Regions from separate parts of the Homo sapiens genome. Here all the other regions are linked to region 2. A link is a contact called in ENCODE Hi-C or POLR2A ChIA-PET data. All regions are on one chromosome and are shown on one strand. Each heading gives the region's core, a stretch centred on a gene start or an enhancer-like site at or near the end of the contact. The rest is flanking DNA. Distances are from core to core; before and after follow the strand shown. Region 1 overlaps PPFIBP1 (PPFIB scaffold protein 1). Region 2 holds the start of BMAL2 (basic helix-loop-helix ARNT like 2). Region 3 has its middle 64 kb from the start of STK38L.

The links. A loop is a pair of places that touch in the nucleus more often than their neighbours do. ChIA-PET counts read pairs that join two places held with the same protein, here RNA polymerase II (POLR2A). Pooled maps may share reads with other maps.
Region 1: a pooled map shows a loop between it and region 2 (2.1-fold over the local background). The contact joins the enhancer-like site here to the promoter of BMAL2 in region 2. A Hi-C loop is called at or near these places in 1 of 168 maps with a recorded cell type or tissue (mammary epithelial cell) and 1 of 50 pooled maps. POLR2A ChIA-PET finds 5 or more read pairs at or near these places in 2 of 52 experiments (A673 and Panc1).
Region 3: a map of PC-9 shows a loop between it and region 2 (2.3-fold over the local background). The contact joins the enhancer-like site here to the promoter of BMAL2 in region 2. A Hi-C loop is called at or near these places in 1 of 168 maps with a recorded cell type or tissue (PC-9), 1 of 37 single-sample maps with no recorded cell type and 11 of 50 pooled maps. POLR2A ChIA-PET finds 5 or more read pairs at or near these places in 2 of 52 experiments (OCI-LY7 and Panc1).

Annotation. Positions count from the first base shown.
Region 1 is chr12:27,553,153-27,557,338 of GRCh38, reverse strand. All of the region lies in intron 1 of PPFIBP1 (PPFIB scaffold protein 1), which reads right to left. Among named protein-coding and RNA genes, the nearest start is that of PPFIBP1, 31 kb to the right of the region's middle. Within about 2 kb of position 2,323, at least 21 of the 41 ENCODE cell types and tissues checked have a DNase peak (open chromatin) inside an H3K27ac peak, as active enhancers do; they include mammary epithelial cell, where a contact is called at or near this core.
Region 2 is chr12:27,330,173-27,334,140 of GRCh38, reverse strand. It overlaps BMAL2 (basic helix-loop-helix ARNT like 2), which reads right to left and starts at 1,305. Exons shown (of 17, transcript NM_020183.6): 1 at 1,038-1,305. The coding sequence starts at 1,068. It overlaps LOC124902906 (a long non-coding RNA gene), which reads left to right and starts at 1,344. Exons shown (of 2, transcript XR_007063255.1): 1 at 1,344-1,519. RefSeq lists silencers at 812-931, 952-1,421.
Region 3 is chr12:27,178,366-27,182,272 of GRCh38, reverse strand. It overlaps the pseudogene LOC124902904. Among named protein-coding and RNA genes, the nearest start is that of STK38L, 64 kb to the left of the region's middle. RefSeq lists an enhancer at 3,256-3,305. Within about 2 kb of position 2,337, at least 10 of the 41 ENCODE cell types and tissues checked have a DNase peak (open chromatin) inside an H3K27ac peak, as active enhancers do; they include PC-9, where a contact is called at or near this core.

The sequences.
Region 1 (4,186 bases), core at 1,074-3,573, 220 kb before region 2:
GCTTGAACCCAGGAGGTGGAGCTCGCAGAGAGCCGAGATCTCGCTGCTGCACTCCACCCTGGGCAACACAGCAAGACTCCATCTCAAAAAAAAAAAAAAATTGTTACCATGGTATTACTCCTAAAAACTTTAGCTTGATACAAAAAAGGCCAGCAGAAGGAGAGAAAATCTTGTTCTTCACTAATTTCAAAATAAATCAAGCCATGAAGAGATTTCTAAAGCTGACACCCCCTTCTTTTTCCTAAAACACATATGGAAACCAGTCATGAAGGATTTTCAAATAAAAAGACTCAAAGCAATTTCAGATTTTGAAATTAAACAAAATCCAAGCCACTTAGACATATCAGTAAGACCTATTTCAAGATTTTGAGGTTTTTTTTTTTGAGGGGTGGGGTCTTTATTGAGATTTTAGGAAGCTTAATCCCCCTCTCTCCTTCCCTTCAAACATATATGTTTGAGCAAATGTAAAATAATCACTCCCCTTAAAAGTACAGGCCTACATATATTAATTTATTAGCCCCCGACAATTCCAAGGATTAACCTGTTTGAAGCTTAAAGCAGACAGGTGAGATGACTTGTTAGTAATTCTGAGAGACAGTCTTCTAACTTGCTCTCTCCTGCTGAACGCTTGAATATTAGGGGTGTGTTGGCTTAAAAGTAGCTTACAGCAGGAAAACTTCTAAAACAACACAAATCCAGACTGCCAGCAGCAAAGCACAATGGAAATTTCCTGTTCCCTCAGTAACTGACAACTTTCCCAATGCGGACCAAGAAGCAATAAACATGAGACTCCATCATGAATTCCTAATTCCTATAAACCCAACTTCATATCAAATCTCTGCAAAAAATCTGTATAACTAACAACGCAAGCTAAGTCCACAACAGTTAGCCTTTTGTCACATTTTCTGGGTATTACCATGATAGCTCCTGTTTGGTGTGACGCCTGAAACTGGTTTTTCACTCTATGATAACAAACGTTATCACTGGCAAAGAATAGAAACCTTGCTAAAGATTCAAGTCATACAATATTTATTTTCAATATTTATGTGTTTCATTAACATGCAGTAATGAATGTTAATGCTCTTTGTTACTCCCAGGTGGCTATGGAAAATATTATTAGCCATCTATATGGCAGGGATCTTACAGTTAATCATGTGGGAAGTCAGAAAACCACACCGAGCTTTGATTTCTCCAGCAGATTTTGAAACTAGCATATCAACCACAACAAGGTTACTCAAAACTGGCCTGTTGTGATGCCAAGAAAATACTTGACTTCAAAAGCAATAGATGTATTCAGGAAGCAGCTTTATTCAGTAGGCTAATTGTTAATTCCAAAATATTCTGTATTCATTACTCATAATTCAACTTAAACTTCACAGTTTAAGTTCTAAACACTGCATCTAAGTTTAACATGGACAAATAAGTAATTGCTTTTTTTATGCAAAGTCTCTTTCAATCATAAGGCTCTGATTTAAGCTATAATTTTATGTAAAATGGTGCCCAACTTGCTTAAAAGAATAATAAACATATTTGTCAAAGGATCAGAAAAATTAACACAAAATGGGGGCTTTTTCCCCCAAAATAATATTTCTTAAAAGGATTTGAGTCAATGAAAAGATGAGCTTGTTAACAGATAAAAGAATTTAATTCTGATCATCTGTCTCGTACGTGCTATATCATCGCCAAGTGATTGTTTCTCCATAGAGAAAAGGGGAAGAGTTGGGTCAAAACAGCTTTTGCTTTCAATCATGATTTATGATTTCCTCCAAAGAAAAGCACAATTTCTGCCAAGAAGAGGAAAACAAGGCTTAGCTTTCATATCAGGGGGAAAAATAACTGTAGCAACCTTTTTTGCATATAATAATCACTGTTATTTAGCCCGCTCGAGTGAAACACCAAATCAAATAAAGGAATAAGGAATCTATAGTCCTGACAGGATCTGCAGAAAATAAAGAACAAGAAAAGCCACATTTAGAGAAATCTCCAGAGCATTTTCAGCTCTCATGAGAAACAAGCAGTTATTGTGCTTTCTATGATCTATGCCACAGCAAAGAGTGCCTTTCTTCCACCATTCTATCTCTCTGAAGAAAATAATTTTTGAAAAGAACCAGGGGTGCTAGCTATTTTACAAAACCATAGAACCTTATTGTCGAAGGGGACCTGAGCCAACATCTAGGCTGAAAGCCCGAATATTTTCTGAGGCATCTCCATAAATCTTGCCACCTCCTGTCAACAGCTTGGCTCGTTTGCTTACTGGAAGGGCCTGCCTTCCATGAACGAACAAGAATGCACGCCCCACCCCAGCCTCTGTTGCCATTTGAGGTCCGTCCTCAGGGATCAAAAAATACAAGCCTATTCCTTCTTCTGCTTGGCAAGCAGGCAAATGTTTTATAATAGCAGCCCTGTCTCCCTTAACTTCCTAGGACATCACAGCCCCAGTTCTTCAAACCACTCCGAAGGGGACACAATTTCCAGACCTCTGGTGTCAGCACGATCTCCACACCCCAACACTGGGAACATTCCAATTTGGCAACATTCCTCTTAAAGTGTATGGAGTCAAGCACAAGACTCCAGATGTAGGATCTCCGACAACGTGCACAAAGGAACCATTATCTCCAGAAACTGGACACTAACTTGCATTAAATTTGCTAAACACGGTTAGATGAACTTTCCATTCACAGCAATATCACAGATTTGGCTTCTGCTGAACTACAAACCTCCAGGGAGTTTTTACCAAACCAAGTCATGTCAGTTTTCAGTTGATTTTTTTTCAAGTATATTCACAGCGTGACATACAGCTTTGTTATTTAAAGCATTATCAACTTCACTTTACCATTGTCATCGTTTGTACGGATTATTTTCTGGATTCTGACTGTCATCAGCTGTCTCTCCCAGCCTGGTTTCAACCGCAACTCCCAATCACTGATAAAAATACTGAATAAGAACCCTGTAGTGAGCACTTCTAAATTCCAAATCATTTCCTCCTAGTGTATATCTTTTTACCAAAGAAACACAAATTTTCAGAAAGCAATTGTTTTAAATGGAGGGAACAGCTTCACTAGGCTGAGAAATCTGGCGGATGGCAACATTTAAGTTAGGAATAATTGGGATGTTGGGATGAGTGTAACTGCTACAGTTTTCTTGATTACACCAGGCTGTGCATTATCCCCAGGGCTTAACAGGAATCTTAACGGGATTGTGAGCTAATGTCTAGAAGTTGCCAGTTTTAAGCCATTTACCGTAATATACATCTAAGCACTCAGTGTTAACCAGATGGGTGCTGTCAAGCAGCCCTTGGTATCAAATTAAACTTAGATGAAACACTGGCATTCCAAAAGATGCCTTTTTCTGCCCTGCTCAATTCTGTGAGACAGCAGGTTTACCCAAGGCACTTAGCAAGAGTTGCTTATAAACTGCTTCTTTAATCAGTTTTTTAAGTAACACGTATAATTCAGAAAGCATCTATTTACTCAATTGGAAGATAAAGAGGAGGGAAGAAAAGTAGGAATACTTAAGGAACCATTTGATCGTTGGCTGCAGCCAGCTTAACTCCATCTGCCTGTTCTAATAGAGGATCACCCAAAAATGTTCTAAGTATGAAGAATTACAAGAGCATTGAATTAGGGCCACATGAATGGTATGAATGGTGCCCCCTGCAGTTGTGAATGCTGAGTCCCCGAATATCGATGAGCTTCCTTGGGGGTCTTTTCCTTATCACTGGAGATAAACTTTGTAGACAAGAATTGCTTCCTATTTAATTCATAGGTCATCATTCATAAGAAACCAATTACTCCTACAGGGTCAGCCACATAACTTCAAAGCTATTGAAGGAGAACTCATCCAGCACCAGGGACTTTCCCAACACATGTCATGGTGTGTATCAGTCCCATCCACAGAGAAAGCTTCACTGGGCACTCTTGGCTCCTGCGGGGCAGGGGCAACCTATCGGTAAGACAGAAAGGGCTGCAGAAGAACCAACACAGCAGAGCACAAAACAGCATTCATCCAGAGTGTGGGTGAGCACCATCCCCGGCCCAGCTGGACTGAGTGGTGACAGTGGTGGCATTGTTGAGGGCCTGGGGAGAGATCAGACTTGTAGTTTCACTCTCTTCATGTCATCGTAAGCTTGAGTTCGTCTTTATTTTCAGTCACCCTCTATCCCCAGCCTGGGCAGTATATGGGGTCA
Region 2 (3,968 bases), core at 56-2,555:
GAAATCGCCCCATGATGTAAATTCCCACAATTATATTAGAATTTCGAAAGCCACCTCCTCTCATTGCCTTATTTCAGAGAAGAATCTAAAACTCTATCATCTTATTCCAAAAGGAAAGGGGAGAATTAACTGCTTCCCTGAACTTCTCTGCCAGTCTTCCTTCAGTTATTTCTGTTTTCCTGCCTCTCATTTGTCTTAAACAACAGCTATTTTGTATTCATTCCGTAATTGTGAGCAGTGGTCCCAAAGGCCCCGTTGTAAGGAACTACAGAATACTGCCAGTGAATACTAGCGAGAAGGAAAAAGCACCGCAAACTTCCAACTCCATTCACAAAAATACCACAGAAATACATAATCGAACAAGCTAACTCCACTGACGGCTTTCCTGAAGCTTCAGCGGTGAAAGACACGAGCCGCCTGTCGCTTATGGAGGGCTGTCGCGGAGCGGGCTGCGATCCCGGAGTGTGGCCCCGCGTCCACGCGCACCTGCCCACCTGCGCGCTCCACCGCGGGGCAGCGGTTCAAGCCGGGAAGCCGCGAGTATTATCAGCTCAGAGGGGAGGGGTTCACAGGAACCGGGCTAGGTCCGAGGCTGCTGACAACTGGTTTACACAAAAGAAAGAAGAAATATAGGAAGTCCCCGCAGCAGTGCATGCCATGCCGACGCCGACGCGGGCGCCCAGCAGTGGGTGGAGGCGGATGCTCCCAGCGCCGGGTGCAAGGTCCCCCGCTGGCTCCCTTTCGCCAATGCGCCCGGCCCGGGACCAAGACACCGCGTCCTGAGCGCCGGCGGCGACCCCAGCTCCCCTCCCCGCGTCCCGCTCCCCGGGAGGACGCGCCGGGCGCCGCGCCGCACCTGTGCCCCACGGGGCGGCCTTGTCCCACCGCCCCTCGGAGGCGATGCTCCGGCCCGAGAGGACAGGCGCGGGCGCTTCCCTCGGGGCAGCGGGGGCAGACCTGGCGTCGCGGGGACGCCCCCAGCGCGTCAGACGCCGCGCGCCCACCTGGGGCCGTCGCCTCGCCACCGGCAACCTCACCTCCCGCCGCAGCCTCCTCTTCCGCCGCCATCGCAGGAGCCACTTGGTCGGCTCCGCAGCCCCGCGGCTGGCAGCATGGAGGAGCCCCGGGCCCGCCCTGCCCCGGCCCAGGCGGCGGCTCTGGAGCAGGGAAGCGGGGACTGGCGGGCCCTGCCGGGTGCCGCGGCGGCCGCCACCGCAGCCCGTAGGCGCGCACGGGACGCCGCCCCGCAGCCCGGCCGGCAGCAGCTACTGAGCATGCGGACTGGAGCCAGCCGCCCGCCGCTCTGGGCGCCGCGGGGCTTCCCGGCGGGAAAGAGACCCGGGCCAAGGGCGGAGTCGCTGCGGACACCGCCCCGCCGAGCCCTCCCGCGAGCAGCAAAGCACTAAAAGGCCAGTTGAGTCCTTCTAGCAACCACCCTATTGAAAACAGGCTTCCATGCTCATAGTAAGCTTTGTCCCAGCATTCCGAAGATTGCAGTTGTTAGACCCTCGGGGCAAAGGTAAAGGATGAATGAAGATAATTGCACGGTGGGTTAGCGGAGGGCACGGGGCTAGGGTTGGGGAGGAGGGTGCTGGACGAGAGACCCTGCTCTTTTCTGCTTAAGGAAGGGCTTAGCTGCAGAGACGAGAGTGTAGATGACAGAGAGAGGGTCCCGAGGAAGCCGTTTTGCCTCCTGGAACGGTTGGGTAAATCCAGAAACAAGATCTTTTGGGCATCACTTGACAGCCCTACATCCTATGGCCACGTGTCTAGAATACACTGGTTTGCTGCCCTCCCACTGGTCCCTAGACCCATTCCTTGGTAATCTAGTAGAAGTAAGTAAAGGAAAGTCACAGTAGAGAAGACACCAAATCAAACTTTGCAACCAGCCTAAAGGTAATAACTTTCCTACAAGGACTCAATTCCAACGTCTTAACCAGCACCTTATGTGTCCTCAGGGCAGTACTTAGGGCCATTGTGAGAGGCTGGGCAGAGGGTTTGGAAGTGTGTTCCCAAGCAGAAGTGGGCATGACAGGAGAAAACTGTTGCAGGCTTAAGCAGGGGCTAGGACTTTAGAGGTAAGGGAGACGTGCTGAAAACTGTGCTGTCCTCAACACACACCAAGACACATCCCTAATCAAAACCAGTCTTGAAACGTCTCATTCCTAGCTTTGACTTGGAACTCCACCCCAAATTCTACCAACACCAACTTCTCCTGGCAGCTAGAAACAGTAATTCCATACAGGGTTTCCCGAATGTGATCAAACCTTGGCTTTCCAGACAAGTGTACACTATTTTGAGGTGGTTTACCAAGGGGTAACAGGTAGAATTAATTAGACCTGGGCTTTAAGATCTGGGTTAAAATGTAAATACTATTCTATACATGGCCTTGCTTACAATGCATTTTCCCCCTTATCGGCTCAGTGAGCCTCACAACCTCTTTCTTAATTCCTGTCTTAGTAGAGAAACAGAAGTTCAGAGATGTCGAGTATTTTGGCCAGGATCACTCAGCTAGTAGATAGTAGAAGCAAGACCATAAAAGTTAGGTCTCCTTCTTAGGAGTTCCTATTGTGGTGTCCAGTAAGCTTGCCTGTGAATCATTGCAGTCCCCGTTTCTTAGAAACGATGATTCACTTCCACCAAAGCCTGAAAGCAAGAGAAGGGGAATCCAGAATCTAAAATACGAAAGCAGGAAGGGTAATAATGCACAAACAAAGCCGACCTACAGCATTCCATGGGGCACAACCCTTTCATTGCTTAATAGGTATTCCCCTTACTGCTCAGGTTTAAAGCCTGCTTGCTCTCTTTTTTTCTTTATGCTCTGGAGCTTTACTTTCTAAGACATGATTTTTTTGTTTTTTAAAGAGTAGCTATATAACCCATAGGATAAGGCAGAGAGACATATAATGTCTTGCCAGATGGATAGGAAGGTAATCTCTCATTTCCAGTGAGTGGTTTTCTCATATTTTCAACTTGGAAAAAAAAATGTGAGAAAGGTGATTGGATGATTTGTATAATAGAATGCTAGAGAATTTGTGTAATAGAATGCACACAGTTCCTTCTGGTCAGCATGGTTCCCCTGCCAAAAGCCCTGGAGCTGCCTTGCTCTCCAGGAATCATTGCTTGCCTTTCACTTAATTTGTTCATTAATTTTCTTTCATTGCTAAGTACTCAGGCAAGAACAAATATTTTAAAGGTGGAACAAATACTCCTTTGTCCATCTGGAATTAGGAACCACGGCCTCACAAGCTGTAAACTCCTGTCCTTTTAGCATTCTGCTGGGATTGTAACAATATAACTTAGATTAGAGAGGAGTCCCTAAAGCCACTTAGATATTGTATTTGGTCCAAGAACAACAACAACAACAACAACAACAACAAAAAACAACAAGATAGAACCCAAACCCAAAACAACAAAAAACCACACCTGCTTCAGAGTGTAATTAAATTGAAGATACTATTTCCAATGATGCATAACAATAAATAACACAGAAGCCAGGAAGGGGAGAGAAGAGGGGGTGGAAAACAACAAGGGGAAAAGAAGGCTGAACATATATTTATTACCATTGGGAACTGTACACTTAAAATGGTAAAGATGGTAAATAAAAAAAAAACATTACATAGGCCGGGCATGGTGGCTCACGCCTGTAATCTCAGCACTTTGGGAGGCCACGGCAGGCGGATCACGAGGTCAGGATGTGCAGACCGTCCTAGCTCACACGGTGAAACCCCGTCTCTACTAAATATACAAAAAATTAGCTGGGTGTGGTGGCGGGCACCTGTAATCCCAGCTACTCGGGAGGCTGAGGCAGGAGAATTGCTTGAACCCAGGAGGGGGAGGTTGCAATGAGCTGAGATCACGCCACTGCACTCCAGCCTGGGTGACAGAGCAAGACTCCATCTCAAATAAATAAATAAATAAATAGCAACTACCCATTATTGATTTCCTAAGTGACTGGGGAAAATAAA
Region 3 (3,907 bases), core at 1,088-3,587, 150 kb after region 2:
TTTATCACCCCTATTGCTCAGGAAATTCCGGGAATTTTGGAAGCTATGTCAATAACTGGGAACTGGCGGGGCATGGTGGCTCATGCCTGTAATCCTAGCACTTTGGGAAGCCAAGGTGGGTGGACCAGAATTTCAAGACCGGCCTGGGCAACATGGCAAAACCCATCTCTATAAAAAAATTGTAAAAATTAGCCAGACATGGTGGTCCATGCCTGTGGTCCCTGCTACTCAGGAGGCTGAGTTGGGAGGATCACCTGAGCCTGGGGAAGTTTAAGCTGCAGTGAGCTGTAATGGCACCACTGCATTCCAGCCTGGAGGGTACCTGTCTCCAAACAAAAAATAAACAAACAAACAAACAAACAAAAAGAACTGGAACAAAGACCAAATACATATTTCTTTTTACCACACCATCTTTCTGAGTTTTCCTTTAATAGCCCATGAACATAAACTCCCCACCCTCATAACTGTTTCTTTCTTCAGGGAGAGATACAAAACTTATTTCTTGGGTGAAGATCTCCACTTTAAGCTGCAGATTCACATTACTGTGCCCTTGGCAATATTAACTCATTCATTCATTCAGACAGTCAGTAAATTTTTTTTGAGGCATTGTTTTAGGTACCGTTCTGAGTGCTTCAGGTTTAGCCATGAATCAAAAAGACAAAATCTGTTCTCATGGAGCGTAAATTTAGTGGGGGTAATCCAGTCAGTGAAAAAATGAGTAAACAAAATAATTTCAGGTACTGCTATGAAGAAAATATAACTCAGTGATGTGCTAGAGATTGTCTGGGAGACTACTTTAGATTCCATGCCAAGGGAAGGCTCTCTGGCAGGGGGTCTACAAAGGTAAGCCACCCTTCCCCATCCCATCCTGGTCTGACAAGGAGGGGTTGAGAAAAACAAGCAGAACTTCTCTGTGTAATATGCAAAAAGCATTTTTCAATGCTTGTGGGGATGGGAAATAATCTTAGGGAGATTCTTTTCCTGTGAACTGATTTCTTTTCCTTAGAATGAATCACTATAGTTCAAAATTCCAGAAAAATTATAATCTTACGAGATCTTATAAGAACCCATCTCCAGCTCTTCTTAAATTTTGAATTTTCCTTCAGACATTGTTTCTGTTGTGTAATGCTTCTATCTTATTTCCTTTTTTGCCTTCTCCTCTGATATCCCATTAGAAATAGAGTCATTTACTATTAAGTCTGGTCAACCACATGCATTTTGAAATATTTACTTCCCAATAAAAGTTAGATGAGTAATTTACATCTAAAAAGAGCTTCTACCACTGAATATCTCGGTCATCACTTGTAAACATAACTTATATGACTTTGTTCACTTTTTTTTTTTTTTTGAGACAGGGTCTCGCTCTGTCTCTCATGCTGGAATGCAGTGGTGAGATCTCAGCTCACTGCAACCTCTGCCTCCCAGGTTCAAGTGATTCTCCTGCCTCAGCCTCCCGAATAGCTGGGATTATAAGCATGTGCCACCACGCCCGGCTAATTTTTTTTTTTTGTATTTTTAGTAGAGACAGGGTTTCACCATATTGGCCAGGCTGGTTTCGAACTCCTGATCTCGAGTGCTCTGCCCACGTCGGCCTCCCAAAATGTTGGGTTATGGGTGTGGGCCACTGCACCCAGCCAGTTCACTTTTCTTTTGCATTAATGGGCACCATGATATTTTGAAGAGGGCACAGAGTGGTGAAAGACCACGGGCTTTGGGGTCAGGTCTAGCTTTGAGTCCCTACTCTTCCATTTGCTGACTGAGTGAATGTAATCAAGTTACTTAATCTTTTCTGGATGGAAATCGTAGCTACATTTTAGGGTTATAGAATCAAAGATACTCAATGAAAATTGTCTGGCAAACACTAGGCACTTAATTCACAGAAGTTATTACTATTATTCTAGTCATGTTCAGTAATTGATATAAGCTCTTGGATTCTATATATGGTTTTTCTGACATTTCCACTTTTGCCTTTTAAAATCTGCTATGAATGTACTTGTAAATATAAACCTTGTGTCTTCCAAATGCAAAGGGGAAAAAAACCAATTAAGATTACATTGAATAGAAGTAAGTGTGCTGGAATTAGAGCTATGTGATATTAAACAGATTAATTTCCATGGGCTGTTGATGCAGTCATAAGCCTAAAATAATTTGGCAGAGCTAAACCAGACTAGCAAAAACAGACTTCTGAACTGGCACATAGCACAAAAGGTAGTTCTCCTTATGCCCAAATATAGATGTTGACTCATGCAGGCTGGGTTAAACATCTGAGGAACAAAGTGGTATCACCCAAGGAGGCAGGATGACATCATTCTGCAAATGTTTCTCGTCTGTCTGGTTTTGGGGATTAGACCTTTTTAGCTCCTATTTCTCATAATTTCCATTGGTTGCTCTTAAATACTACCCTCCTTGAGAGATGCAACATCAGCTCCTGCCTATCTTTAAATTTCCTGTGCATTGCAAGTATTATTTTTCCTTGTCTGACATGGTATTTGGTTTCTACCTTACTAATTCTATTGAAAGTGGTCTCAAAGGAGCCACTAAAAATGGTCTAGTTGCTCAACCAAATAGCTTTCTTTTTCGTTTTCCTCTAGATCTGTGTACGGTGTTTGACACTGCTGATCGATTCCTTTTCCTTATCACTCTTTTTCTTTGCTTTCTTATGCTTGTCTCAGGATTCCTTTTTTCAAAAGGCAGTTCTTAGGAGCCTCCTTCATAAATTTCTCTTCCACAACCCGCCACGAGATGTTCTCCAGAGTTACAATTCAAGACCTTTTCCTTGTTCACACACTCTCCCTGCCAGCACATTGCCCTGTGTCCCCACTCTTATGCACCTTCCCCCAAACTCAACCTGTTCAGGTCCCTGAACCTGCCCCAACTAAGAACCTTCAATTTTCTCCATTATTTTCACAATAAAGCCCAGGCAATCTTAGAAGACCGTTAAATGCTTTATAACTGGGTCTTAGCAAATCTTTAGAGCTTCATCCTAACCACTGATGTTCTCTGCTCCTGCTCATGCTGTTTATTTATCTCTCTCCTTTCTGCTTTCCACAAAAATCTTGGAAATCCTCCAAGATCCAATTCAAATGTCACTTCTGCAAAATTTCCCTTAGCACCTTCCTCCCTGCTCCCCTGATGGAATTGGTGCCTTCATCACAGTTCCTATATGATTTTTTTGTTTGTTTGTTTACTAGTGTAGCATTTCCCACATTTTATTACTATCTGGTCTGGACTTATTTGTTTGTTCCCTTAAATGGTGATTTCTTGAGAGAAGTGACATTAACGTCTTTGTCTTATTATTATTCATACTACTCATCACAGTACCTTGTAGATAACTGTGTTCTCAAGAAACTTTTCTTGATTTGAATTTAACTTATTTTTCAAAGATCAGTCTTCTAATCAGGTGCAGTTGCATTGCTACTTAAAAGGAGAGTGAAAGAGAGAGAGAATCTTTGTCATCAGCTCATTGTATCTTAACTGTATTTAGGCTTTCATACCAAAGCTCTTTTCTACTCTCCATACATAATTAAACTGTGGGCAAAAGAAAGGTGTTCCATGCTATGTACAACCAACTCCCTGGTCAGCTAAATTCTAGTGCAGAATCATCGGAAAGAATCGGAATGTCTAACTTACTATATGGGAATAAAGAGTCTACTTAATTAAGTTGGATAAGCTCTTCCACGACATCAGTATATCATTTAGTACATTTCTTCTCCTAGGAGATTAAATAGGGCCTGGATATATGTTATAATAAATGCACACAAGCTCTAATTTTGTTCAGCCAAATAAATGGTTACTTAAAACTAAGCCTGGATAGACTCAATTGTATCATGTAACTAAGCCAGACAGAAAAAAAGCCTTATTCTAGTGGTTGTGAAGTGCACTGTTTTTCTACTTTCAGCCACTCTAT